2 separate regions of the Homo sapiens genome follow, and region 1 is linked to region 2. Evidence: chromatin contacts called from ENCODE Hi-C or POLR2A ChIA-PET data. All regions are on one chromosome and are shown on one strand. The core of a region is the stretch at or near the end of the contact, and the rest is flanking DNA. Distances in the headings are between cores, read along the strand shown. Region 1 holds the start of SRPRB (SRP receptor subunit beta). Region 2 overlaps DNAJC13 (DnaJ heat shock protein family (Hsp40) member C13).

Region 1 (3,572 bases), core at 916-3,415, 1.3 Mb after region 2:
GTCCCAGTTCCTTTTTTTTTTTTCCTTTTTTTGGAGGCAGGGTCTTGCTCTGTTGCCCAGGCTGGAGTGCAGTGGCATGTGATCACAGCTCACGGTAACCTGGAATTCCTGGGCTCAAGCGCTCCTGCCTCAGTCTCCCAAGTAGCTGAGACTGCAGGCATATGCCACCATGCCTGGCTAATTATTTTTTAATTAAAGAAAATGTTTTAGGCCGAGGTGGGTGGATCACGAGGTTAGGAGATCGAGACCATCCTGGCTAACATGGTGAAACCCCGTCTCTACTAAAAATACAAAAAATTAGCCGGGCATGGTGGCAGGCGCCTGTAGTCCCAGCTACTCGGGAGGCTGAGGCAGGAGAATGGCGTGAACCCGGGAGGCGGAGCTTGCAGTGAGCCGAGATCGCACCACTGCACTCCAGCCTGGGCAACAGAGCGAGACTCTGTCTCAAAAAAAAAAAAAAAAAAAAAGAAAAAAGAAAATGTTTTTTGCAGAGACAGAGTCTCACTATGTTGCCCAGGCTGGTCTTGAATTCTTGGCCTCAAGCAATCCTCCTGCCTTGGCCTCCCAAAGCGCTGGGATTAATAGCTGTGAGTCACCGGGTCCTCCCCCAGTTCCTCTCTTTTTCCTTGTCCCTGTGCATGGTGAGGTTTTGTGTGGCCCTGAGTGGTATCAAGCTAAATAACAAGCAGAGAGGGACGCTCTAAAAGAAAATAATATTTATTCTGGAATAGGCATTGCAATGGGACTACGCATGCCATAGTCAACTATGTGCATATTCAGGGGGGTGTAAAGGAAGACAAAGATTTTTAAAGAAAAAATGAGTCAGATTCCATAATTGTTTTAAGATAATTATCCTTGGCTACAAGGATCAAATGGCAAGGATGGCATCAGTACTAGGTTGGACAGGGAGTTGCTGGGTAGCCGTCCTAACAGATGTATTTTTTTGTGTGTAAGGTTGCGATGGCCTTTGTGCAAGTCTGTGGTTTTTGCAGTCTTTTGTGACAGTTTTTGTCATCAGGCATGGGTGCCTGAGAACCCTCCCTCCATGGCCTTTCACCAGCTCCATTTTTCTGATTAAAAAAAAAAATACAAGTGACTCCATTTTGATGCTGACAACTTTTTCAATGGCAATGTGGAACTGTAATAAACTTTTTTCAATCTTTCAGTGACACTGACATCTTCATGTCTCTACTCAGCCATACAATTAAATTAAATAATGTGTACATTTTAAAACAATGACAGCTGTTTAATGACAGAGACTGTGAACTGGGACCCTCTAGGCTGGCCACTTTTGGTGTTTTATTTGGGCCACAAGTTTTTGAATGCTTTCAATTACCTACAGAAAATTTCAAAAGTGGAAAATTTCCTATAAAAATCTGCCTTTATTGCTTCTCTTGAAAACTGGAAGAACCGGCCACCCAGGTCCCATAACACCTACCTGGCTGAATAGGGTCGGCCCTACTTTCAGCAGAAATACCTCCTGCAGTTTTCAACAGCCCCAGCTCTCCTGGGCGTTGATTTTCCTAGTTGCTTCCTTTAATGCAGACATTTGAGTTTGCAGCCCTAGATTGACAGTGTAGGGGCACTGAATTACTTAGGGTTCCCACATACATCGTTTCTTACACTCATTTTCTTCTGCACAGCACCTTTTTTTCCTTTAACCACTCGCAGATGCTAACTCATTCTTCAGGACTCAATTCCAATGTCCAGAAGCTTTTCTCTGAACTCATGATGGACTCCGCGTCCCATTATGTATTCCCACATCGCTCCGTACATCCATCTGTCACATCCCTTGTCACATTAAATTCAGATTAAATGTTTGTAGGATGCTTGAGTTCTTCACAAGTCTCACGTCACTTAGCGACGGTCGGGAACTCCTCAGTGGTAGTTTCGGGAGCCATTCATTCATTTTATTCATTTCATCATTCTTTCAACAGTCATAACGTAGGTGACGACGACTGACTCATCTCTTAAAAGATGTGTGTGTCCCTCGACAAATAACCTGTCTGCCCCTATCGTTCTGTAGGAGGACGGAGTCCCAGAGAACTACAACTCCCATCAAGCACTTGGGGGATCGCCGCGGCTGAGGGAGAGACTATGGCTTAGGAACCACCATTCGCGTGAGGCTCTGCTCCCCGCGCCTGCGCAGAGTGCAGGGCCACGTCGCTTTTGCTGTACCGGGGACCACGCGTCTCATCCATGGCTTCCGCGGACTCGCGCCGGGTGGCAGATGGCGGCGGTGCCGGGGGCACCTTCCAGCCCTACCTAGACACCTTGCGGCAGGAGCTGCAGCAGACGGACCCAACGCTGTTGTCAGTAGTGGTGGCGGTTCTTGCGGTGCTGCTGACGCTAGGTAAAAGGCGGCCGGTGGTCATGGCGGGTTTGGGGCGGGCAGAGGTCCGGGCTTTGGCTGCACCGCTGCAGGCCGGGGACGCGGGGCTGAGAGGGCGCCTTGAGGGCATCAGGAGGGTGAGACCCACCCAGTCTACACCCCACCCTCTCTCCTGAAGCAGCGGCAGCAGCTGGGCGTTAAGGGGGATGCCGGGCAACCCCCGGAGTTAACGTCCTGGTCCTTGGGGCGCAGATTGCTCTTCGTCATCTGCCCTGTTACGCTTGAGCGCGCTGTTCCTCGCCTTCCGCTGTTCTCACTGCAAAGACTCAGGGTCTTGACACCAACTTTCAGCCTCCCGTGTTTGCGTGCGGGCGCTGGGATACCAAGGTAGTGAGATAGCACCTGAGTCCCAGTCAGAGTAAGGACTGCAAAGAAAAGTTGACAGTTGACAGTGCCTGGCTCTCAGTGGATCCCTAACAACAGCAATAGTAACCATTATGATAAAAGTCAGTTCCAGGTGAATGAGGTGTTTCGTCACAGACTTCTGTGAATTTCCCCACCCCAGCCATGCACATATACTGATTCCCAAGGCGTAATTTTTGTTGTTTTTCTCTGTCTATTCCACAGTCTTCTGGAAGTTAATCCGGAGCAGAAGGAGCAGTCAGAGAGCTGTTCTTCTTGTTGGCCTTTGTGATTCCGGGAAAACGTTGCTCTTTGTCAGGGTAAATGATTTCATTGACACCCCTGTTAAGCTTAATAGAAAATTTTATAGATCCCAGTATTCCTGTCATCTCACGGTTTATTTTGTAAAAGAAGCTGATGCTGTTAAATTTGGAAGTTAATTCTTGACTTACTTGGGAGAACAAAAAGACTCGTAGAAACCCATAATTGAGAAATATTGGTCATTTCTCCTTTTTTTTTTCTGTTTGCCCTTGCCAGATGCTGATATTTAGTCTTTATCACATTCAAGGATTTTATTTAATTAGTTTCATTCCAGAATAGCAGAAGGCATAGAAGCTAGTGTCCTACAGTTTATAATTCCTTCGTTAACAAATTCTTAGGACAGTTTATCGAAGACACTTTTTCACAGGGTGATCCTTCTTTGACATAGTGGGCTAGTTAGGCTTCTTTTTACTAATATTTATTTTTAATACATTTAGTATTTTTAACAGTGTATTTTAATGTGGTGAATAGGAGAGGTTTTCTGCTTTTTAACTCTTCTTTTTGAGAGTATAAATTA
Region 2 (3,622 bases), core at 713-3,212:
TTGACCCCAGAATTGTGAAATTCTGAGCATGTTATCAATCTGGGATGCTCTTTTTTAGCGATGTCAGTTGCTGGAAATTTTTTCATCAGCTCTAGTCTGTCCTATTTGAAAGGACCAACTTGCCAGGTGCAATGGCTCATGTCTGTAATCCCAGCAATTTTGGAGGCCAAGGTGGGCGGACTGCTTGAGTCCAGGAGTTCCAGACCAGCGTGGGCAACACGGCAAGACCCCGTCTCTATAAAAAAATACAAAAATTTAGCCAGGCATGTTGGTGCATGCCTGTAGTCCCACCTACTCGGGAGGCTCTCTTGAGCCTAGGAGGTGGAGGTCACAGGTGAGCTGAGCTCTCACCACCACACTCCAGCCTGGGCAATAGAGCAAGACCTTGTCTCAAAAAAAATTAAGTTACATTAAAAATGAAAGAACTATTTCAAGAATTAAAGCTTCTAACTCTTGCTGTCTGCCTGAAATTGTAGTATATAAGATGTCAGCCCTACATCCTCTAACTACAGATGATGTAGGCAAATTAAGAGATAAATTAGGTAAATTTACTGCCAGTTGGATTGATGTGTGCTCATTGCTTGAGTTGCCAAATGTTTTTTGTGTTTGAGCTTTTCATTGATGTATTGTGTATCATGTGTTTGATAAAAGGGGCATGTAGTTCTAATAATGATAAAATCCCATGATGTGGAACTCCAGGAATTTATAGTGTTGTGTTGAATTGGAATTTCATTTAGTTAAAATGTGCCCCGTGCTACTCCCAAACTTCAGAAGATACAGATTGTACCCAGCCCCTCTGTAATCATTGAAATCAAGGTTGCTGTGACAACACACATCACCAACCCTTTCTTCTAACTGATATCTTTAGGTGAGTTTGGCAGGTTAGGTGGATTTTGTTTAGGACATGGGGAAAGACAAAGGAGTTAATTACTACTTCAAAGTAAGATAAAAATGACCAAAACTACGTTTTCTTCTCTCTGGCTGCTGAGTAAATGTCATTCAGTCACATGCCCAAGATTTGGGGTAAAAATTTTAAAGTCCTAGGTAGGATTACTCAATCTTGATAAATTTAAATGAGACTGCCTATTTCCATAGGTTCTCTAGCCTGGCATATTTTGTTTTATGATAAATGCTTATTTAAAGGTGCCTCAGTGGAATTTTTCCTGTGATGCAGATAAATTGTGGTTACTCATTATCCAGGGCCCTTGATCACTTAGCCATTTATTAGGTTCTAGAACAGCTTGGTGCTGATGGTCTCAGAGCCTCATAAAAAATAATTTCAGCAGTGAAAATCCTCAAATTACCTAACCTAGAAAATCAGTAGCAAAAGAAGGAACAACAGGAAAAGGAACAGAGGCCAGGGTGAAGATGCTTCTAGGAGCCAGAATTGGAGATGAACTTTTCACATATACATTTCATCGTGGTAGCCAATTCAGTTTTGTGGGATTCTCTGTAAATTTTCCATCTTTTCTCATTTCTCTGAAGTCCAGCAGCCTTGTGCAATCTTGCCACATGCCCATTCCTGGCAGCCCCTGCTCTTCCCATCTTTCTCTGAAGAACACAACTGCCCTATTCTGTGCAAATGACCAGGCAGCACCTTTTAGCCCCAAGAAACCAGACACATCCTCAAGGAGAGGCCAGGGTCCTGGGGAGAGCATCTCGGATTTCATTTGTAGAACTATCCGGGAATTGATTTTGATTTGCCTTTCCTAAAGAGGCAAATGATGGTACTAAAATTTGGTTTCTTCCTTCTAAGCCCATCATTTCACCATTTAGATTTTAGCTCAGAGGTTCCCACATTTTCTCAGTTCACAGTGCCCTTAATAGCTCAGTAATTTTTTCATCCGTCCCCAAGCCAAAAGAAATACCTAATAATTTAGTTTATGAAGTAATTGCAAGACAACTTGAAAGTAGTTGTTTGTATGGTGGTCAGCAGATGGCGCTGTGTTTCAAATTTAAAATACCCAGCAGTTAGCTGGATGATGTGGCAGGCAACTGTAGTCCACATGGACAGGCCGAATCCGCTACTCAGTAGGCTGGGGTGGGAAGATCACTTGAGCCTAGGAGTTCAAGGCCTGGATAGGGGAGTTGCTTGAGCCCAGGAGTTCAAGGCAACATAGTGAGACCCCCATCTGTTAAATACACACACACACAGAGGGGCAAAGGGAATAAATAAATATCCAGCAATGCCCCAGGGTGCCTCAGCACACAGTTTGAGAACTGCGTCATTAATCCACTTTCTAGATGCAGCATTCATGGTTTGGTCTTGTAACCTACTATTTTGATGGGAACCAAGTTGAGCCCACAATCAGAATTGCTCAGAAACTACACAGTCTGGAGTGTTTGAGGTCTTACTGTTAAGGGTTACATCTTTGATGACACCTACTGGATGGTTTTGCAGTAATCATGCTGCAGCCTAAAGTTCAGAGAATATGAGGGTGGTGGGAAATGATCACAGGGTGCTGCTGTAGCTCTGAACTGCGTTGTCAGAAGGGTTTGTTGACCTGGTGGCCTTTTTCCTGAGCAGACTGTGAAAGGCCTGGCATCCTGATTGGCTCAAGGCAGGAGTTGATAGATGCAGGCTCCCACAGTACCTTAAAAAGGAGAAATATTTTTTGTAAGTTCTACAAGTACAAGGTTTTTATAAGTACAGCGTTCCAAGTACCTGGGCACTCTGGTTGGCTTCAGTTACAGCTCACACAGGCTGAGTCATCTCTGCCTATGTATCTATACAAGCCATTTCACATCCATAGTACCAATACTTTTAAGGTCAAAAACAAGATGAATCTGAATGGTGGCCTTTTTGTCCTCCACCAATCCCTGTTTCTACCTTCATCAAACTACTCTGCTGTTTGCACTTCCTCACAACTTCCCTTGCTGCTTATATTTCTTTTTTCCCCTCAGGTGTCTCTCCTTCCCTTCTAACTGGCAGCAGCCCCCTTCACCTCAGGAGCGGGCTTTAGATCCGCTCTGCCAGGCAGCTTGCTAACTTCTGTGTAGCTCTCTGAAGCAGGTAGAGAAATGTTTTGCTAAATGCATGCCGCTCCCACTGCCTTTCTAGTCCTAACCCTCAATGTTCCTTAGTTGTTTGCCTTGTTTCCTACAATTTCAGCTAAAACTATTGCTCAGTATGCAGTATTATGCTACAGTGTCCCTTGCAAGTACTTGTTAGTTTGTGCAGTGCTTCTGAGATGTAATTAAATGTTTATGCAATGTTTAAAATAAACTCTAGAGGGCTAAAGCCATTAATATGCCCATAGGACACATCTCGATAAATGCTGGCATATATGGCATTTTCATGCAATAGAAACTGTTAGAATCAAGGGAGAAATATAAGACTAAAATATCAGTACCCTTTCACATAGCATTCTTGTTTTAACCTATGACAGATGGATGTCCAGAGCCTTTTCTTTTTCAGAGTCCTTGGTTTAGCAACCCTTGTTCGTTTGGTGTTACTTGTTATAATAGCATTTCTTTGCACCAAATGAAAATAGGTTAGTTTGAGTGTTGACAGAAGTGTTTATGTTGAATTTTGTCACATATGACTTTTGGATGAGCTGAGTGTAGAGTTTCTTTTGTCTGTCTGTTTCCATTTTTTCCATTCGACATAGTTCTTTTCAGT

The links. A loop is a pair of places that touch in the nucleus more often than their neighbours do. ChIA-PET counts read pairs that join two places held with the same protein, here RNA polymerase II (POLR2A). Pooled maps may share reads with other maps.
Region 1: a pooled map shows a loop between it and region 2 (2.2-fold over the local background). The contact joins the promoter of SRPRB here to the enhancer-like site in region 2. A Hi-C loop is called at or near these places in 1 of 50 pooled maps. POLR2A ChIA-PET finds 5 or more read pairs at or near these places in 2 of 52 experiments (activated T-cell and activated naive CD4-positive, alpha-beta T cell).

The regions. Positions count from the first base shown.
Region 1 is chr3:133,803,650-133,807,221 of GRCh38, forward strand. It overlaps SRPRB (SRP receptor subunit beta), which reads left to right and starts at 2,166. Exons shown (of 7, transcript NM_001379313.1): 1 at 2,166-2,353; 2 at 2,960-3,054. The coding sequence starts at 2,200. It overlaps LOC105374116 (a long non-coding RNA gene), which reads right to left and starts at 1,834. Exons shown (of 3, transcript XR_924513.3): 1 at 1,439-1,834. RefSeq lists enhancers at 1,818-1,927, 2,018-2,077, 2,218-2,427, 2,538-2,587, 2,618-2,727.
Region 2 is chr3:132,534,254-132,537,875 of GRCh38, forward strand. All of the region lies in intron 55 of DNAJC13 (DnaJ heat shock protein family (Hsp40) member C13), which reads left to right. Among named protein-coding and RNA genes, the nearest start is that of ACKR4, 61 kb to the right of the region's middle. Within about 2 kb of position 1,963, at least 3 of the 41 ENCODE cell types and tissues checked have a DNase peak (open chromatin) inside an H3K27ac peak, as active enhancers do.